Regions from separate parts of the Homo sapiens genome. Here region 1 is linked to region 2. A link is a loop called in an ENCODE intact Hi-C map of the cell type or tissue named here. Cell type or tissue: Caco-2. All regions are shown on one strand. Links, peaks and the distances in the headings refer to the core of each region. The heading gives the core; the rest is flanking DNA.

Region 1 (11,001 bases), core at 972-8,971, 59 kb before region 2:
TTAAGCAGTTGTTGAATATTTTGAGCCAAAATTTGTTACCTCCCTTTCTAGATTTTACATGCTTCAGAATTTTCTCCTTTAGGTTTGAGACCAGAGCCCAAGTGGATCTAAACAGGCTCTTTGTACCACTCTGCAAATTCTCTCATTTTCTGTTGCCCAAGACCAAGGATATTATCTCCATAGAGTGCCATTTCCCAGCTTATTAAATAAGAGAAATCATCAGTTTCTTAAAGGTTAGACTGAGAACCTGAGCCCTGAACATTTAACATCTACCTGTAGCTCATTCTGGGATACATTTAAGAAAGTAATCATCAGAGTATTTTACAGTTTGAAGATGTCAGTGACAGATTGCCTCTGGGGCTCATGGGTCATTTGTCATGTTTTTACCAAATAGTTATTTTTCCTCTTATAGTTTTAATTTTTAATCCTCTGAAATTTAAAATAAACCCCTCATTAAGTATTTATTAAACATAATGGACTGAAAGAGACATAGAAGAATTATATGATATAAAACCAACTTTGGCCTGGGAGCGGTGGCTCACACCTGTAATCCCAGCACTTTGGGAGGCCTAGGCGGGTGGATAACCTGAGGTCAGGAGTTCGAGACCAGCCTGGCCAACATGGTGAAACCCCGTCTCTACTAAAAATACAAAAATTAGCTGGGCGTGGTGGCACACGCCTGTAATCCTAGCTACCCGGGAGGCTGAGGCAGGATTCACTAGCTTGAATCCAGGAAGTGGAGGTTGCAGTGAGCCGAGATGGTGCCATTGCCCTCCAGCCTGGGCGACAGAGTGAGACTCCGTCTCAAAAAAACCAACGAAACAAAACAAAACAAAAACACACGCAAAAAACCCAACTTTGATGGAACACACAGCCTTTAAGGGAACAAGTGGTTGCCAGCAGTTACAGAGATCAAGTGCATGATAGAATGAGGCCAGTTGGGAAGGAGCAGTGGACAGAGCGCAGCCTCTGGAGACGGGCTTCATACCCCAGTTGGAGCTTCCCTCACTGTAAGACTCAGGCAAACTGCTGAATCTCAGCATCTCACTTACCAAAGGAGCTAATCCTATTTAATTTGAAGGACCACTGTGAAAATTAGAAAGGAGAAATAAGACGTGCACTAGTTATATTAGTTACCTTGGGCTGCCTCAACAAAGTATCACAAACTGGGTGGTTTAAAGCAACAGAAATTTATTTCCTTGTGTTCTGCAAGCCAGGAGTCTAAAACCAAAGTGCCAGCAGGGCCATGCACCCTCTGAAGGTTCTAGGGAAGAACCTTCCTTGCCTCTTCCAGCCTCTGGTGGTTGCCAGCAATCCTTGGCCTTTCTTGGCTTACAGCTCCATCACTCCAACCTCTGACTTCACTGTTACATGGCCTTCCTCTTGTGTGTGTCTCTGGGTCTTCTCATGGCATAAGGCCTTGAAATTTGGGCCCATCCTAATCCATTAGGACTTCATCTTGACTAACTATATCTGCAAAGACACTGTTCCAAAGAAGATTACATTCTGAGCTCCAGGGTGGGCAGGAATTTTGGAGGGACACTATACAACCCAGTGCACCGGCACGTAGTATAGACTCAATAAGTAGAAGCTGTTATGGTTATCAAGTGCCAAAGTGCCAATGAGCAGAGAAAAATTATTTGTATGGGTTGGAGTGGTTAAGGAGAGCTTCACAGAAGGAGTAAGAGTCACGGAGGGCTTCAAAGAAGTACTAAAATTTAGATAAGAACTAAAAATATATAGAGTCTCTCAGGTGGAAAGAATAGCATATCAATATTTTATTTTATTTTTAAAATTATATATATATTTATTTTTATTGAAAATAGAGACAAGGGCTCACTCTGTTGCCCAGGCTGGTCTCCAACTCTTGAGCTCAAGTGATCCTGGCACCTCGGCCTCCCAAAGTGCTAGGATTACAAGTGCAAGCACTGCACCCGGCCAGCATATCAATATTTTAAAAATAGAGTTATTAACCTTGTAAAATCAGCTACTCATGAGACAGAAATCTCCTTTGGCCCAATAATGGGAATTAAAAACTATAATCTTTTTCAAAATGGTTTAACTATTAATGCATATTTTAGTTACCTATTGCTTCCTAACAAATTACCCTAAAACTTAGCAGCTTAAAATAACAAACATTTATTAATATTAGCTGGACATGGTGACGTAAATCTGTAGTCTCAGCTACTCGGGAGGCTGAGGCAGGAGGATCACTTGTGCCCAGGAGTTTGAGACCAACCTGGGCCGCATAGCAAGACTCTCTCTCTAAAAATAAATACCAAATACTTACTATCTCACAATTTCTGTGGACAGGAATTCAGGAGCAGTTTAGCTGGGTGATTCTGGCTCAGAGTCTCTTAGGAGGTTACAGTCAAGATGTCCTCCAGGGCTGCAGTCATCCAAAAGCTTGTTTGGAACTTGAAGATCCAGTTCCAAGATGGTTCACTCACACAGCTATGGCAGGGGCCTTGGTTCCTCAAGCATGGCCTCCTCCATTGGGCTGCTTAAGTGTTTTTATGACATAGCAGCCAGCTTCCTCCAGAGCAGGTAATCAGAGAGAGAGCAAGGAAGATGCCACCATGCCTTTTATGACTCAATCTCAGAGGTCACACACTGTCACTTTTACCACATTCTGTTCATCAAAAGCAAGTCACGAAATTCAGTGCACCTTCCAGGGGAGGAGGATGAAGCTCTAATTCCTGTTGAAAGGAGAACCACACCATGGCGTATAATGAAAGCATCCATTCCTTTAGCTGTTGGTCTAGTTTCCGGCAGTGGACGTTCTTAAATCTCCATGTTATTATTATTATTTGTTAATAAAATAATCATTTTGAGCACTCGCAGTGTGCCAGGTGCTGTACTTGAAGCTGGGAATTTGGAATGAATTGGTCCAGTGCTTGCCCTCGAGGGGTTTACAGGTTAGTGAGGGAAAGGGAATAGTCTGTAAATATAATGCACGTATATAAGAGATAAAAGTGAATATAAACAGAGGGCTTTGCGTTTGCAACTCTAAGAGGGAAACTGAAGAAATCAGAGAAAGCTTCAGGGGCCGGAGGCATCTGAGGGCCTAGGGCAGTACCCAAATCTTAGCCCAACCCCTGGTATAGAGTAGTTCCTGGGCAGGTCATTGAAGAGGGACATTTGTGCCTGGAGATGGGAATGTGTAGGACTTGTAGGTGGGAATGTCAGGTTGTCCAGGGTCACTTTAATGGAAGGGGGAGAAAAGGAAGAGTTTGAGGCCAGACTTGGAGGCCCTTGGAGAATGTGGTAAGGAGAAAGATTAGACTTGATTATGAACACACTGGAGAATGACTTGTGTTTTTTGAGCAGGGGAGTGATATGCTTAGATACTTGTTTTGGACAACAGAAAAAAATGGAGCCAGAGGAACTAATATCTTTGTGTATATGAACTTATTCATTTATTCAAAATTTATTGCAGACCAACCAGGCTTTTTTTTTTGAGACTGAATCTTGCTCTGTCACCCAGGCTAGAGTGCAATGGCATGATCTCAGCTCACTGCAACCTCCGCCTCCTGGGCTCAAGCAATTCTCCTGCCTCATCTTCTTGAACAGCTTGGATTACAGGCATCCGCCACCACATCCCGCTAATTTTTGTATTTTTAGCAGAGATGGGGTTTCACCATGTTGGCCAGGCTGGTCTCGAAATCCTGACCTCATGATCTGCCCACCTCGGCCTCCCAAAGTGCTGGGACTACAGCTGTGGGCTACCGCACCCAGCCTGCCAGGCATTATTTATAGAGAGCTTGTAGTCTAATGGGAGAGGTACATATTAATCAAATCATATAAGGATAAAATGACAACTTTGACAGTGCTACAAAGAAAGGTACATGGTGCAATGAGAGCACATATTAGGGGATTTGACTTAAGCCAAAAGTTCAGGGAACTCTTCTGAGACAATGATAACTGAGCGAGGCCTGAAGAATGTCCAGAAGTAATAAGCCATGCAAGGGTAGGGATCAGCACAGGCAAAGGCCCTGAGATGAGTACAAAGGACCCAAGGAAGGCCAGTGTAATGGGAGGAGCAGAGACAGAAGGAAGGAGACCACAGTTAGAAATAAGGTGGGAGAGGAAGGCAAGGATCAAACCATGAATGGTCTTAATTAACTAATGAATTAATTGTGCCCCTATCTACAAGGACTTCGGTTTTTAGGAAATACCTCCGTCAAAATAGTAAAATCTAAATATAAAATAAAAATTATGGCAGAAAAAAATACAACTTAGGATCAGGTATGGTGGTTCATGCCTGTAATCCCAGCATTTTGTGAGGCCGAGGCAGGAGGACCACTTGAGTCCAGGAGCTGAAGACCAGCCCGGGCAACATGGCAAAACCCTGTCTCTACAAAAAATATAAAAATTAACCAGGCATGGTGGCTTATGTCTGTGGTCCCAGTAACTTGGGAGGCTGAGGTGGGAGGCTCCCTTGAGCCTGGGAGGTTGAGGGTGCGGTGAGCTCTGATTGCACCACTGCACTCCAGCCTGAGTGACAGAGCAAGACCTTGTCTCAAAGAAAAAAAAGTACAACTTAGAATGACAAATGCAGAAAGAATCATTACATGAATATATGAATGCTATATAAGCAAATGGACTGGAAACTTGACCCTGAGCTTTCTAGTGGCCAAAGTAGAAGCCAAAAAAAAAAAAATTAGAATATGTAGTGCTCACAGCCCATGAAAAAAAACATGGGAAAATCATTTAGCAGGCAGGTGCAACAGAAAGATGTACTGATGGTCTGTCTGTGGCATGAGAATGGAAAAGACAAGCAACATTAGAGGAAGACATTGCAGAGAGATTCACCAATTAGTTACTATGGTTACTGAGACTGTAGTATCTCCGGATATTATCTCCCAGTATCTACCGAGATTATTATGGGATCAATGATTATTATTTCTCCATCATATATGTGTGAAGTAGAAGTGGAATCTATCTTATTTTTTAGGCCAGGGTAATTTTCTTTTGTCTCAAATTGGAATAGCAGGGGATATGTTTAATTACTGTCTATGAACCATTATAGAAGTTGGCACTACTTAGAGTGGGAGGAAATAGATAGCTTGTTTATCAGTGGGCATAAAAATAAAGAAATGGCAAGATTTGTCCTGTTTCCTCCTGTGCCTGCTAAAAAGCAGAAGGATCATCTGAGGCCTTCCTGAAAATTAGGGAGAATGGCATCCTGTCTTAATTTCTTCCACCAAATTTCACTTTTGGATCCAGGCCATTTCTACTTTGGCAAAGTGTGAGGTGCTAATGTGGACTCCTGTTCCCAGTGATGTTGCGCCAGCCTGGCCCAGGGGAACTGTCAGTGCCTGGTCATGGGTGGGCGGAAGTGGGAGGGGGCAGAGGAGTGCTGTTAACACTTTCAGTACTGTATAAAGGAGCACTTCCTTTTATTCCTTGTAGCAGAAGCCACCTGAGAAAGTGAACTTAGGCAAATGGCTTGTGCTTGAGTGTTCTCCTTTAGATTCTGTTCTTTTCTCCAAATCCACTCCTGCCAGCCTCACCTCTCCTTTTCACAGTGGTCAATATCACAGTTTCCCGGAGGAAACATTGAAGGCGACTCAATGGCACTGCTTCCTCCTATTGCCATAGCTTTGGGTGTTTTCAGATTTTACTCTGCAAAGCCTCATAGGTTCTCCAGGTGGAGCCCAATGGTGAAGCCCTGGTGTGGGCTTCTTGACCTCACAGGGCTGTGGGCCTCTCCCCTCTGGCTGGCATCTGGCTGCTCTCTTCCGCCACCAAGACCCCCAAGAAGAAAAGTAGCTTCCTCTAAAACCAGGTTATTCCTGCAAAGCTTAGTCCTGGCCCTCTGTGTAACATAAAAAAGAACATCTGTCCAGTGAACAGCCAGCTTTTATGGCAGTGCCCCGTTGGCCTACTGATAAGAAACCGTGGCTGCTCAGGCGGCTGCTGCACCTGCTGCTTTTGCCGTTTCTTTCCTGCTTGTGTAGATAAAGCCCTGCGGAGCTGAGCTGGTTTCACCTTCGTCATTACAACTTTGAAGCCCTCTGGAGGCTTTAACAACATCTTGCCAGTCTTATCCTAGAGAGGACAGCTAGTTCTCCTTGCTAGGTGGGAAGGCTGAAGCTGAACTTGGGAATTCTCATCAGGGCTGCCCATAGGAGGTCTCATCATTTCCAGCAGAGGAAAGAAACTTGAAGAAAGAATGGATTTAAGTAATTGCCTCCAGGCAGTCTTCTCTCTCTCCTCCCTCTCTTTAAAAAAAATCATGGGATCATGTAATTTTTCAGCATAAATAATGGCAATAATGGTTGGAGGACAAGGTAAGATTTCTGGAAATCTGGCAACTACGCAGGTGACTCAAAAGAAAAAATAATGACCAAGCTAATCTTTAACTCCACACCTACTCTTGCCTTTTCCCAGGCAGCTTCCTGGTTTAGAGCAGGGTTCCCAAACTGCAGTAGGTATCAGCATCCCCTGGAGGGCTTTCTAAAACCCAGATTGGTAGGCCTACTCCAGAGATTCTGATTCAATGGGTCAGTGAGAGAGGCCTAAGAATTCAAATTTCTTTTTTTTTTCTTTTGAGATGGAGTCTCGCTCTGTCCCCGAGGCTAGAGTGAAGTTGCGGGATCTCGGCTCACTGCAACTTCCACCTCCTGGGTTCAAGCGATTCTCCTGCCTCAGCCTCCCCAGTAGCTAGGATTACAGGCACGTGCCACCACACCTGGCTAATTTTTGTATTTTTAGTAGAAACGGTTTCACCACATGACCAGGCTGGCTGGTCTCCAACTCCTGGCCTTGCGATCCGCCCACCCTGGCCTCCCAAAGTGCTGGGATTACAGGTGTGAGCCACCGTGCCCAGCTCCAAGAATTCAAATTTCTAACAAGTCTCCAGGGGCTACTGCTGCTGCTGCTGCCCCCACAGGTCCTGAAACCACACTTTGGGAACCATTGGTTTAAGCTTTATGGAAAGTACAAGAGCTTTGAAGAAAGGCAGGCTTGGGTTTCAATCCTAAATCCGTAGCTTATATACCAGCTGTGTGACTGGGGGCATATGACTGAATATCTCTTAACTGGTTTCTTCACTTTTAAAATGGGGGAAATCATATCTACTCCATAGAGTTCATTGATTCTACAAATCCTGCAGTGCCAGGCCCTGAGCTGGGTGGTGGGACGAGACAGTCTTTGATGTCAAGGATCTCTGGGTGGATATGAAAATTAAAGAGATAAAATGTTCAAAGTCCAAGGACCATGAGGGATGCCCAATAAACATTAATTTTATTTCCTTCAAGGAGGTAACATGATTCTGCTTTTCTTTTCTTTTTTTCTTTTTTTTGGTCTAAGAAGTAATTCTCAAATTTCACAGCATGGAACAAAGAGCTATGCTTCTCCCCTTATCTAGATGGAAAATTTGAGGTACAGGTACTGTTTTGAGTTCAATTGTGTCCTTCAAAAGTTCATATGTACCTTAGAGTACCCGCTGTGTGCCCCAGCACCTCAGAATGAGACCTTATTTGGAAATGGGGTCTTTGCGGATGTAGTCAAGTTACAATGAGATCATTAGGTTAGGCCCTCATCCAGTATGACCAGGGTCCTTATAAAAAGGGGGAAGTTTGGACAGAGACGAATGCACAGGGAAAATGCTGTGTGAGAGTTGGAGTTATGCTGCCACAAGCCAAGGAAATCAAGGATGGCTGGCTGTCCCCCGAAGCCAGGGCAGAAGCAGGGGCCAGATTCTCCCTTGTGGCTTCCGAAGGAACCAGCCCTGCCAACACCTTGATTTTGGGCTTCTGGCATCCAGAACTGTGCGACAACAAATTTCTATTGTTCAAAGCCACCCAGTCTGTGGCACTTTGTTACAGCAGCCCTGAAAGACGAATGCAGGCACCGTGAGGTAGAACATCCCTCGCGAACAGGGCACATTGAGGAGAGGTGAAGGAGGACTTCCAGTTTTTAATCCCACACATCTCTTTATTGTGCTTGTGATTTAAAAAAATTAATTGTAGGTATAATTACTGCTAAATACCCTGAAAATAACGAACTCCTGTGTCTCTAGATATTTAAACCTCTCAGTTAGCAACAGCCTCTGACCGTGTGTCCATCTATCAGGGAATTCTTCAAAATAGTCATGGAGTGTCTGTTTGCAGGCAAAGCACATTTAGACGTTTAAGTCACAGACACACGTGAGTCAAATAATTTACCATCTAACTGGGACCAGGAGAACTGAACAGTAACAACATAGCAAGGCAGTTTGTGATCTTTGCCCCATATCCGTTGTGGAGGAGGGGAGCTCCCACCGGCCAGAAGGATTAGGGGCCATATCACAAAGGACGGGGAAAAGGGCACTTCAGCCAGGACTGGTGAGTTTGAGGGGTGAAGGGGACCAGGCAGGGCATTCTGTGGGGTAAGGGAGCAGGTATAATGCCCTCTTCTGATGCTTTTACTTAGAGTTTCAGTTGCAAACCCATGTCACTCTGGAGGGGTAAGTGATAAAGGCAAGGTGATAATTTTTTAAAATATTTGATTATTTATTTATTTATTTTGAGATGGTGTCTCACTCTGTTGCCCAGGCTGGAGTGTAGTGGTGTGATCTCGGCTCACTGCAACCTCCGCCTCCTGGGCTCAAGGGATTTTCCTGCCTCAGCCTCCCAAGTAGCTGGGACTACAGGCATGCACCATGACGCCCAGCTAATTTTTGTATTTTTAGTAGAAATGGGGTTTCTCTATGTTGGCTAGACTGGTCTCGAACTCCTGACCTCAAGTGATCTGCCCGCCTCGGCCGCCCAAAGTGCTGGGATTACAAATGTAAGCCACCACACCCGACCTAAATTTATTTATTTATTTATTTTATTTTATTTTATTTTTTGAGGCGGAGTTTCGCTCTTGTTGCCCAGGCTGGAGTGCAATGGTGCAATCTCGGCTCACTGCAACCTCTGCCTCCTGGGTTCAAGCGATTCTCCTGCCTCAGCCTTCCTAAGTAGCTGGGATTACAGGCATGCGCCACCACCCCCGGCTAATTTTGTATTTTTAGTAGAGACGGGGTTTCTCCATGTTGGTCATGCTGATCTCAAACTCCCGACCTCAGGTGATCTGCCCGCCTCGGCCCCCCAAAGTGCTGGGATTACAGGCGTGAGCCACCGCGCCCGGCCTAAATTTATTTATTTTTTAACAAGTAACCCACATAGTAATCAATCCAAAAAGTATAAAGGGACACAAGAAAGATCTTCATTCTTTTCTTCACAAAGTATACAAACTTTTCTAATTCCTTAGCTGTTTCTAGAATGAAGGTCAAGTTAGCTGAGGCCTAGAAAGACTACATTCCAGCTGTATGGGACAGTGAAAGGACTTTGCTGGTGCAGAAACTTTATCAACTAGTGGGAATCTCTTCTGAAAGCACCTACTCAGGTACACCTCCACCCAACCCTGCCCCCAGAGCGTGGCCCCAGGTTACAGCTGAACCTGCTTAAGCAAGAGCCTGGCTTCTGTTTGCCCTTAAGATCAGGTTGACCAGAGGAAGCCTGACATTTTAGAGATGATTCTCCACTCACACATCTCCAGTTCACCTGGTGATGGCAGAGGCTGGGTGAGAATCTCAATTGGTGACACTTGGTGATGGCTGAGGGTGCGTTTTTGTCCCAGAGAATGGCCTGTGTTTTTATTCGGTGTTTCCTTCACAAACGTGATACAGATAACCATAGCCACACCAGTCACTGGCACAGTTTTCATTTTACAGGACACAGAGGCACCTGCCCAGGTGTCTATTTGGCCTCTATGGCTCGGAGCGCTCATATATCACAGGTGTGTCCACAGCTGATAAGATCCCTTTGTGAGGCCTAGATAAAATGTCAAACACAGTATGAAAAACTGTTTCTATCACCTCCTCCCTCCCCACCAGCAGCAGCAGCAGCAGCAGCAGGCTAAAACTTCCTGATTTCCTAATGTTCTCATGAAGGAACACTTTCTCCCCTGGGTCAGAGTCAAATGAGAAACCCAATGACGGTGTCAGGTCCTGCCCAGGGTGGTGAAATGCTGCTTCAGCCTTCTCCCCATAGTCCCAGCTCTGAGTGTCCTGCTAAAGGATCTTCTCCTTGGTTGCGGTGAGCCGAGATCACGCCATTGCACTCTAGCCTGGGCAACAAGAGTGAAACTCCATCTCAAAAAAAAAAAAAAAAAGAATCTTCTCCCTAAAAGAGACGTTAAAATTTTTTTCAAAACTTAATTTAAAACAAATTTTTAAATAGGTAATTCATCCACATGGTAATCAATTTTAAAAGTATAAGGGGTACAGAATGAAGCGTAAGTATCCCTCCTACCCCTGTCCTGGCCCCCTAGTTCTCCTCCTAGGAAGTAGCCCCTGTTGCCTTGGAACTTACTACTAAAGTTACCTCGTGGCTGGGCGCGGTGGCTCATGACTGTAATCCCAGCACTTTGGGAGGCTGAGACAGGTGGATCACTTGAGCCCAGGAATTAGAGACCAGCCTGGGTAACATGGCAATACCCCGTCTCTACTAAAAATACAAAAATTAGCTAAGTGTGGTGGCAACGCCTGTAGTCCCAGCCATTTGGGGAGCTGAGTTGGGAGGATTGCTTGGGCTGTGGCTACCATGAGCCATGATCACACCACTGCACTCCAGCCTGGGTGACACAGCGAGACCTCATCTCAAAAAATAAAAATAAATAAAAATAAAATAAATAAATAAAGTTAGTTTGTATTGAACAAGCACTCCTGAGGCACACTGTAGATACTGGGGATACACAGAAGACATTATAACAGTCTTGACCACACGCTTCTCTCTCTGGGACAACAAAACCAGAGACAGGAGAGTGCTCACTGGCCAGTGTGGTAGTCACAACATCAAAGTATAATACATAAAGAATGAGGGGTTCCTTTAAATTAGCTTTAATTATTTGGATTGGGATTGGAGGAGTTGGATTTTGAGCCAGATATTGACATGAATTGGAGGTTAAAAGAAAAAAAGAAGCTAGGGAGCATTCAATAAATCACTTTTTAAAATTCTTGAAGAATAT
Region 2 (11,001 bases), core at 1,826-9,825:
GCTCAGTCTGGTGATTGAGTTTGTCTTCTGAACAGTATTTTAAAATCAAGGGACACACCTCGAGCTGGCTCCTATGATTACATTTCTGACCTTGGCTGTGCCTCAGTTGTTTCTCAGGGACCAGGATGGCCCATCCATTGGGGTCAGTGAATGTGCTGCTCCAAGAGCTGGCCCGAGACAGTTTGCCAGCTCCTAGGACTCTCCTCTCCCTGAGACTCACAGGAGGCAGGTGAGGTTCAAGCCTGGGGCTCTGGCTGTCGCAGCCCTCCGCAGGGAAGAGGGCCGAGCTGAGCAGGGGAAGGAGGAGCCCAGGGCTCCCCATCAGTTAAGGCAGTCTGTGTCCCTCCTTAAGGACTTGTTTCTTATCTTGAAAAATATGGACAGAGGCCTTATTCATCCTTCTTTTCATATGTATGGTATCTGCACAGATCATGTTCATCAACCCCTCAGTTCAACCTATAAGGGCACGTTTTTGTCTGTGACTCGATCTGAGGGCCACATGGGAAGAATGGAGCTGCCCACCTTCACCCCTGACTCAGCCGGGGTCTCCTGCGGGTCATCTCCACTTCTGTACCCAATGCAGGGGCCATGTTTCATTCATCTCTGAGACACCAGGTCTGGCACATAGATGCATTAGGATTTACCCAATAAATAAAAGAGCAAAGAATGTACCACTCAAAAAATAAGTGGGGACATCTCAGCCACCCCCTCAGTCCCCGGGGGACATCTGAGCCACCTCCACCCTTGTGCCTTTCTGTGTTCTGGGATTTTCACCAGCTGCTTTTCCTGTGACCTTGGTAGCAATAAGATTCTACAGTGGAATCGGAGCTTTCTCTAAGACAACTGGTCCCACATTCTCTGTCATAAAGTCTTCATTAGAGCTATTCCTTGTCACCCAGGCAACATTCATTTGGCAGATAGTGATTGAACACAACCATGACTCAGGCACTGGGCTAGGTGCTTGGGATACATCCGTGAGCCACACAAAGTTCCCCACCCCAGAGGAGCTCTTACCTGGCCCAGAATCTGGATCTCTGCCCCCAGCCCCTATCCTCAAGGTAGAGTCCCAAAGATGTCCTAAATCTCACACAGGCTGAGTTGTGCTTAATCCATTTCTGCAGACACAACTCATGTACAAATGGGCCAAGCCGAAAATCTGTAGCGAGGACCTTGAGGGGGCAGTGAAGCTGCCTGCCTCTGGTGTGAAGACCCACTGCCCACCCTGCAACCCAGGCTTCTTCAAAACCAACAACAGCACCTGCCAGCCCTGCCCATATGGTTCCTACTCCAATGGCTCAGGTAACCTCCTCACCACCCCACTCTCTGCAGCACATCGACTGTGTGGGTGGGCTGTGTGGGCACTAACAGTGGCCAGCTGAATGCAGACTCTGCCCTTCCAAGGGAGGCAGTAAGGAATAAGGACCAGGCCACCTTTGAGGACTAAATTCAGGAGAAGAGAGGTCAGGGCTGGCCTCGTCTGCAGGTCAGAGTCATACTTGAGGCTGCCTTCCTTCCTCCTTGCTCCAACTGCAAATGTGACTCAGGACTGAAGGTGCCCAATCCTCAAAGCAGGGCTTCCAGCATATGGCAGAGATGCTGACTAGGCTTACAGGGCTGGGATGACCAACCCCACACAACCAAAACCTATAAGCCATGCTGCCTTGGGGGGATTTGAGTACCTGTTAAAATGAAAGCATTTAATGATAATATGACAATAATATGAACTATATGTATCAGACTAGAAGGTACATTTAAGTTTTGAAATGGAAATTGGGGTGGGCAAATAGGATGGTTGGCATATTGGAATGAAGGCTCAGTGTTTACATCTTGAGTTAAATACATTGTCAGAATGTTTTTGAGTCAACTTGATACAACTTCCTGCAGCAGTACTCAGCAGCCAGGCTTCTGGGCTGCCCGCTACTGTTGCAACTTGTCTGTGTGGCAGCAGCTCCAGTCAGAGTGACTGCAGCCTTCCCACTGAATGCATGGATCTTGTTTGTGGTTCCCCAGACTGTACCCGCTGCCCTGCAGGGACTGAACCTGCTGTGGGATTTGAATACAAATGGTGGAACACGCTGCCCACAAACATGGAAACGACCGTTCTCAGTGGGATCAACTTCGAGTACAAGGGCATGACAGGTAATTGCCTCTCCCTGTGCCATGAGCTGTCAGCTCCCTGCACACCCTCAGTTCTTCCAACTTCACATTTCTTCATAATAGTGATGTCTGAGAAAAATAAGCTAACCATGTCATGCATTCCCTTGAAAGTTCCACTCCTCATGGACATATGTTCTGCCAAGACAGCTTTAGAGGAAGGAACAGAGCTAGAAACATGAGCGTGCACTTCAAAGGTCTTGCTCTGAGAGCTTCAGGGTTTTTGACCAAAGTGGCAGGATAAGTAACACGGTTCATGTTCAGTGGTGGTTCTGGGCGCCTCAAAAGATGGTGTCAAACCTCCCTTCCAGAGTGTCATCTGGGTGCACATTTGCCTTGCACCCAAGAGCACAAGGCATTAACTCTCCTCTTTCCTTTTCAGGCTGGGAGGTGGCTGGTGATCACATTTACACAGCTGCTGGAGCCTCAGACAATGACTTCATGATTCTCACTCTGGTTGTGCCAGGATTTAGGTGAGGAATCCAAAGCCCAGGGGAGTCCAGGCCAGCTTGGCCATATCCGAATCCCACGTATTTTGGAATATTGTAGAGGAGAGGGCTTCCGGGGTTGTGTTTCATTTCATTTCAAATGTCAGTTGAGAACAGAGGGTACAGTTTGACCGAGGTAACCCAATGCTATCACGTTTTTCAAGTTGCTGCCCATGTTGATTTACCGACTGCTCTCTCTCCCGTATAGCTTCTCCCAGCCATTAGTCACGTGCTATTCAAATTCTTCCTCCTCACAGCATCACTTAAGATTAGAAAAAAAATAAAAATAAAAAATAATGGGGTCAGAAATGCCCATAGACAGTTCATCTTTATTTGGGGCAAGAAGATTGGGAAGGATTATTCTTACTGTATTTGTCCCCATATCCCAGGAAGACCTAGGGCAACACGAAATTTGTTTCCCACTAAACAAACAAACAAACACGCACACACACACACACACCTCCTGGCAGTGTGGTGTGGTGGAAGGAACACCAGACTGGAAGACAGGGCACTTGTGCTTTGCCGCTTACTGGCCGTGCGACCTTAGGAAAAGTCACTTCACCTGTTCAGGCTTCGGGCCCCTCATCCATAAAAACAGTGTGTGATTTAAGACTAACTGAGGTTCAGATGGCTTTTCCAGCCCGCTGGTTAACACAGCTGCATAGAGATAAGCTGAGAACTGGAGGTCCTCAGAATTCAGGCAAATGGCTAAAGCCAAAAGGAAAGCCGTGAATGAATTTCCAAGGCCAAAGTGAACTCTTCTGCCCATATGTGCTCTAAAGATAAGAAGCAGGCACTGAATATGCTTCCCTAGTGCCAGTCTGACACCTTCATTTCCTTCTTCGAGGTCCCTGCTTCCCATCCCTGGGATGTTGCTCAGTTTGCCTTCCCTTAACACACATTACTCAGAGCTAGCCAGATGAATGAAGCCTGTGTTTGCAAGGTGAGCAAACTTTTTAGGCTTTTTTTGGAATAACATTCAAAAAGTACTTTCCAATTTGCAAATCTGATCGTCATAGTAAAGTGTTGCCTCATCCCCCATCCCCACTACTACCCCAGCCCGCTTGGGCATGGCTCTCTCTTTCCCAAAAGTAGGACCAAACGGAGGACTTTGCTGGATCACAAATTCTGCTCCTTTAACCCCGGCAAAGCTCCCCAGTGCTGGAGAGACAGCTGCTGAGTAAATGTCAACAATTTACAGTCTTATGATAGACGTGCTTCTCAAACATAAATGTGCACACGAATCGCCTGGGAATCGTATTAACATGCAGATTCTGATTCACTGGGCCTGGGAGGAGCCTGAGGTTCTGCAGTTCTAATAAACTCTGGGAGATGGCCATGTTGCTGGTCTGTGGACCATATTCTGCTAGTGAGGTGATACAGCATTTTATAAAGGACCGCCACATCTGTCATGCCTTCAGGTCTCCCCGCGATGATGGGGGGTAGGTAAGAAAGAGATTTCATCACCTCCATTTTACAGATAAGGAAACCGTGGTTTGGCTAGGTCAAGGTCACATAGCTAGGAGGGCAGAATTGGATTTAGTCCACACGCTTTCCATCATACTCAGAACTTAACCCTGTCCCCCAGCAGACGCTCTGCTGTTGTCTGGGCTCTTCAATAAGCACTGCCTGGCCTTTAGAACTGACTTTTAATTTCTGCCCCTACAGACCTCCGCAGTCGGTGATGGCAGACACAGAGAATAAAGAGGTGGCCAGAATCACATTTGTCTTTGAGACCCTCTGTTCTGTGAACTGTGAGCTCTACTTCATGGTGGTACGTTTTCCTTTCTTTGCCCGCTAGAGGGCCTCCAGGGGAGGGTTAGCCCCATCTGCCCCATTGGTGTGTCCACGTGACTGACACCCCCCCTTGTAGTGATTCCACAGAGGAAAGGCCCAGACTGACCAGCAGGGACTTCACAGTTTAACAAGGGTCTCACCAACCGTGATGGCACCTGGGATGGCAGCCACATGGGCACCCACTTCCCCTCTGGCCATCGCACCCGCTTCACTTGTCTGTCCTGGGTTCAGGGTGTGAATTCTAGGACCAACACTCCTGTGGAGACGTGGAAAGGTTCCAAAGGCAAACAGTCCTATACCTACATCATTGAGGAGAACACTACCACGAGCTTCACCTGGGCCTTCCAGAGGACCACTTTTCATGAGGCAGTAAGTTCCTCCCCTTCCTCAGACCCCCAGGAGAGACCCTCTGAACCCAGGAGGACTCCTAGCATTAGCTTAAGTATGAGTGTGAAGTTCAGAATCTGAGGGTTAGAAGGATCTCAGGGGGTCAAGCAGAAAACTGCCTAACCCAGCCCTCTGAGGACCACCTAGTCTTGTCCAGCTGACTTCCTGGAAAGATGACACCATAAGAAATAAGTTGGCCCTCCTTGTAGTCCCTGCCCTGATACATGTGTTACCAGACTTGTTGTTGTTTTTAATAATAACAACTCTGGTTTTAGTTTCTTAACTCAAAGGAATACAGGCTCATTGCAGAAGACACAGAAAATAAAAATAAACAAAAATAAGAAATAAAATCAGCCATAATCCTACTACTCAGAGATAAACCAGTTAACATCTGGACAATCTCCTATACACTGTTTGTTTCTGCACAAGTACATTTTTTTCTCTTTTATAAGGAAAAGACTTGCTTTTTTCATAAAACTGTATATATTATATTTTCCCCATGGTACTTAACATTTTTATATGTCCTATAAATGGTTCAGTCTCATTTTAAAATGACATCAAATGCACACGAAGAGCTACTGGTAAGTGAGTAAAAAGAGTCAGATGCTTCTCAGATTCTTCTTAAGTATCACAGGATAGAAGATTAAGTACCTTGCTCTTTCTAGAGGCCTCAATTGTTGCTGCTGTCTCAGGCCTCTCCCCTCTCCCCTCTTGTTTCCTTGTCTCCAGAGCAGGAAGTACACCAATGACGTTGCCAAGATCTACTCCATCAATGTCACCAATGTTATGAATGGTGTGGCCTCCTACTGCCGTCCCTGTGCCCTAGAAGCCTCTGATGTGGGCTCCTCCTGCACCTCTTGTCCTGCTGGTTACTATATTGACCGAGATTCAGGAACCTGCCACTCCTGCCCCACTAACACAATTCTGAAAGCCCACCAGCCTTATGGTGTCCAGGCCTGTGTGCCCTGTGGTCCAGGGACCAAGAACAACAAGGTACCTGTAGTCTGGCATGCATCCTAAACCTGACCCTCTGCTTGGATGACCTCAGAAGATGCTGGGTCCTGGGTAGGGTTCTTGAGAGGCTGATACCCGAGTGCTCCCCCTAGCATACTCCTAGGTTGGAGTCCTGGAGGACACCCATCCAGGCTGTGACTGTGGAGGGTTAGCAGGGCTTAATTTCCAGGGTCCAGGACTCAGTCACTGACAAGTCTCCTCTTTAGTTGGCAGGTAAGAGAGGTTGGTGACTGTCTGGTCCAGAGGGTTATTTGGCATCTGTGCAGAGACCTAAAGGGAAGGAACAGTGGGGTGAGGCCTGTGGCTTATATTCAAAAATGTTCAATCCAGCCTGTTATTATGGAAATCTGCCCCTTCTTTGGAAAGATAGAAACCCAACCATTGCTGGGACATATGATAACTGGCATTGCTGTCTTCTATCCCAGTGGCTTCTCAGCTTTACAAGTATAAGGATTCCTTTCCTAAGTGGAAAAAAGCTGGGTGCAGTGGCTCACATCTGTAATCCCAACACTTTAGGGGGCTGAGGTGGGAAGATCACTTGAGCCCCGGGGTTCAAGGTTGTAATGAGCCGTGATTGTGCCACTGCACTCCAGCCTGGGTGACAGAGCAAGACCCTGTCTCTAATTAAAAAAATAAATAAAAATAAAGGCACATTAAAAAACTAATAAATAAATAAAGTGGATAAGCAGTGTTGTTGCCCCCATGTACTTTCTGCATCTGAGAAGTACTTATGACTAAAAGCTTTTAGATATTAATCGATGCTTTTAAATGAATTTGCATTTTACTGATCACAACTACATGCACATACATCTGTAAAGCACTATCAATATGTACTCTGCAAACGTTGCCTAGTTCATCTGTGCAATAAGTGCAGCGATTCTACAGACTCCTGGCAACCTCTTTCGGGTACCCTGGACTTTTGCCACAACCTTCCTTCCCTGGAGCTCCCTCTGCTGCTGTGGGAGGGAATGACAGTTGTGTGCGGCTACCGCTGAATGGTGACCCTAAAACAGAGCAATGAATGGGTTTATGGGAAGAAAAGCCCCTTTCGGAGTTCAGTTTCCTACAGAGAACCTGAGAAACAGGAAGCAGAGTTCAGTGAGTTTTGCACTGTGAGGGGGTGAGGAGGGAGCAAGAAAAGTTTCTCTTCTCCCATCTCAGATACCCTTTTCTGGTTAGTGCCTCATTGTCTTCTGCTGGAAAGTAAAAAGGATCCTCTTGTGTCTTGAGAGGCTTCTATAATCTAGGCACAGGGTTATAAGGCTATAGAATTTGTCCAAACTCCCTTCTGAACAATAACAGATTTAGGTTTGTCCATCATATATGTGCTAATAATTGAATGGCAAATGTACATAAATCCCACTAGTGCCTGTTTCACTTCTTTTACTAGCCACTCCTAATCCTTTCTTCCTCCTCTTGACCCCATTTGGGCGGGACCAGACGGGGGAGAAAACTGCTACTCTTGGCTGCAGGCCCTCAAGGCCCTTCCTGACCAGCTGGCCCGACCCGTCCCTCTCCCCCTCAGATCCACTCTCTGTGCTACAACGATTGCACCTTCTCACGCAACACTCCGACCAGGACTTTCAACTACAACTTCTCCGCTTTGGCAAACACTGTCACTCTTGCTGGAGGGCCAAGCTTCACTTCCAAAGGGCTGAAATACTTCCATCACTTTACCCTCAGTCTCTGTGGAAACCAGGTAAGGTATACCAGTTGACAGGGTGAAAATTGAATGGGGGAGGCCCATGGATCAGAAGCCAGAGACAGACACAGGAGAAAACCAGAAATCCTTCAGGTAGCAGGGGGTTGAGGAGCTTCAAAGGTTTTTACATATTATTCTCCCTGAGGACTTTTTCCCCTAAAATTAAATAATCAGGATTATAAACACTTAAGAAAATAAAGATATTTAAAATAATGTGTTCTTGCCGGGTGCCTGGTGCGGTGGCTCACGCCTGTAATCCCAGCACTTTGGGAGGCCGAGACGGGCGGATCACCTGAGGTGGGGAGTTCGAGACCAGCCTGACCAATATGGAGAAACCCCGTCTCTACTAAAAATACAAAAAAATTAGCTGGGCGTGGTGGTGCATGCCTGTAATCCCAGCTACTCGAGAGGCTGAGGCAGGAGAATCGCTTGAACCTGAGAGGTGGAGGTTGCAGTGAGCTGAGATTGCGCCATTGCACTCCAGCCTGGGCAAAAAGGTGAAACTTCATCTCAGAAAAATAATAAAAAATCAATAAAATAAAATAAAATAAGGTGTTCTTTTACCTGACCTTTATTTCCTCAAAATGAGTCTATTTAAAAATATGCAGGAGGAAGGCTAGGCGCGGTGGCTCACGCCTGTAAACCCAGCACTTTGGGAGGCCTAGGTGGGTGGATCATGAGGTCAGGAGATCGAGACCATTCTGGCTAACACGGTGAAACCCTGTCTCTACTAAAAATACAAAAAAATTAGCCGGGCGTGGTGGCGGGCACCTGTAGTCCCAGCTACTCAGGAGGCTGAGGCAGGACAATGGCATAAACCTGGCAGGCGGAGCTTGCAGTGAGCGGAGATCACGCCACTACACTCCAGCCTGGGCGACAGAGTGAGACTCCGTCTCAAAAAAAAAAAAAAACAAAAAAGCAAAAAACAAAACAAACAAAAAAAACCCCAGAAATATGCAGAAGGAAAGGTTTTTTTCCCTTGCTTGAAAAAGCAGTCTTCAGCAATCACTGCATTTGTCGCTTGTTTTCTAGAGGCTGGATAAAATCAACTGTTTCTAGTTCATCCACACGTCTCTTTGCTGACAGTATGAAAGAAAGTAACATGAAATGCTTTATAAGGAAAGATTGTCACCATCAGCCATTTCATGCTGCTGCAAATATTTCAGATCCAAAATTCAAAGGCAGAAATGCAAAGGTTAATCCCACCACTGCACTTGATTAAATTGCAACAAGCCACAATTAGCAGTTGGAAAGTTCATTTCAAATGTTACAAAAGAGGCTGGGCATGGTGGCTCACGCCTGTAATCCCAGCAATTTGGAGGCCAAGGCAGGCAGATCACCTGAGGTCTGGAGTTCGAGACCAGCCTGGTCAACATGGTGAAACCCTGTTTCTACTAAAAATACAAAAATTAGCCCGGCATGGTGGCACACATCTGTAATCCCAGCTACTCGGGAGGCTGAGGCAGGAGAATTACTTGAACCCAGGGGGCGGAGATTGCAGTGAGCCAAGATCATGCCACTGCACTCCAGCCTGGACAACACAGCAAGACTCCATCTAAAAAAAAAAGTGACAATATAAAGAGCATCTTGAGCATCTAGTCTTTGACTCTGTTGGTGGTAAGGCCTTTACATCATAGAGCTCTGACCCATCTTCTGCAGCATGCAAAGAAGTCGATGGGTGTTTATAAAGAGAACATGTCAAGAAATAAACTAATCTATGAAAGATTAGAGATAGGTGTCTCTATCTTGTTTTCAGAAGTCTTCGAAGAAGTTAAAATGAAGCCTCAGAAGTAACAGGTCATGATCACTTAGGAAATAAGACTGATTAAAGCAGGCTTCATGTAGCAAAAGTGTCATTCAGTGAATTATGGAGAGCAATGAAGGTGGGGAATTTGGGGAAATGGTGTATTTTTTTATCTACTCCTTTCCTGTTTAGAAATGCTTATGATGTACTGCCACACGATAGATCCTTAGTTCAAAGACAAAAGAACTCTATTTTATTGTAATGTAAAGGTTTTCTTCAGTTTTCAAGCTCATCTACTTCCTACAATCTAGAAAAAAAAAAAAAGGCTGAGACACCAGATTTAGCACTTTTTTTTTTTTTGAGGTGGAGTCTCACTCTTTTGCCAGGCTAGAGTGCAGTGGCACGATCTCTGCTCACTGCAACCTCCGCCTCCCAGGTTGAAGCGATTCTCCTGCCTCAGCCTCCCGAGTAGCTGGGACTACAGGCATGCGCCAGCACGTCCAGCTAATTTTTGTGTTTTTAGTAAAGACGGGGTTTCACCACGTTGGCCAGGATGGTCTCAATCTCTTGACCTCATGATCCACCTGCCTCGGCCTTCCGAAGTGCTGGGATTACAGGTGTGAGTCACTGCACCCAGCCAGCACCATTTATAATAAAATTTATAACATTGAAAATGTTGACTGGGCACAGTGGCTCACCCCTGTAATCCCAACACTCTGGGAGACTGAGGCAGGAAGATTGCTTGAGCCCAGGAGTTCAAGACCAGCCTGAACAACACAGAGAGGCCCTATCTTTACGAAAAAAAAAAAAAAAAATTAACCTGCGGTTCCAGCTACTTAGGAGGCTGAGGCAGGAGGATCACTTGAGCCCAGGAGTTCAAGGCTTTAGTGAGCTATGATTGCACCATTGCACTCCAGCCCGGGCAATAGATCAAGACTCTGTCTCAAAAAGACAAAACAAAACAAAAAAATCAAATCTGTCTCGTCATTAGACCTGGGATGAATCATTCCCCTACAACATACCATTGAAACGCTGAAAATTTAGATGTAAAAAAGCCTTCCCTATTCCCTTCTGGGAATTCCTCTGTGACCACTCACTTCTTCCTACTTCTTCCTCCCCACTCCCCAACCAGGGTAGGAAAATGTCTGTGTGCACCGACAATGTCACTGACCTCCGGATTCCTGAGGGTGAGTCAGGGTTCTCCAAATCTATCACAGCCTACGTCTGCCAGGCAGTCATCATCCCCCCAGAGGTGACAGGCTACAAGGCCGGGGTTTCCTCACAGCCTGTCAGCCTTGCTGATCGACTTATTGGTGAGTAACTCCGCTGCCTCAGCCTTGTTTGAGAGTGTGTGTGTGTGTGTGTGTGTGTGTATGTGTAAGAGAGTGTGAGGTTACCAGTCTGGGAGGTAAAAGGCCCCACATGAGGGGCCCAACCTCTTGACCTGTGTTTTCTATTCCACTCTGTGTGCAAAGTGCTCCCAGGGACTCTGACAAACCCTTGTTTCACCCTTTCATAAGCCACTCAGGGATGTGATGAGATGAAGTGAGGTTGGATGTTGACAGGTATTGGAAGAATTGAAGTGGTTGCCAGCTAATGCTACTAGTGAGAACTAATTAGGAGCTCTAATTTGGCAGGGGTGACAACAGATATGACTCTGGATGGAATCACCTCCCCAGCTGAACTTTTCCACCTGGAGTCCTTGGGAATACCGG

Evidence for each region. Peaks named below come from ENCODE experiments on the same cell type or tissue, not always from the same donor. Only the 100,000 strongest peaks of a DNase experiment are listed, where the experiment ranks them.
Region 1: it touches region 2 in a loop (4-fold over the local background); 4 of 110 quality-filtered maps call a loop at or near these places.

Annotation. Positions count from the first base shown.
Region 1 is chr1:109,128,706-109,139,706 of GRCh38, forward strand. All of the region lies in intron 1 of ELAPOR1 (endosome-lysosome associated apoptosis and autophagy regulator 1), which reads left to right. Among named protein-coding and RNA genes, the nearest start is that of ELAPOR1, 20 kb to the left of the region's middle. In Caco-2, for the core only: no CTCF peak of the experiment used is centred there; a DNase peak (open chromatin) is centred at 5,886.
Region 2 is chr1:109,187,056-109,198,056 of GRCh38, forward strand. ELAPOR1 (endosome-lysosome associated apoptosis and autophagy regulator 1) reads left to right here. Exons shown (of 22, transcript NM_020775.5): 9 at 1,122-1,299; 10 at 2,011-2,139; 11 at 2,537-2,627; 12 at 4,311-4,416; 13 at 4,671-4,808; 14 at 5,556-5,819; 15 at 7,366-7,539; 16 at 10,419-10,599; 17 at 10,924-11,001. Among named protein-coding and RNA genes, the nearest start is that of SARS1, 21 kb to the right of the region's middle. RefSeq lists enhancers at 6,860-7,069, 10,282-11,001. In Caco-2, for the core only: a CTCF peak has its summit at 6,787 (motif pointing left); a DNase peak (open chromatin) is centred at 6,766.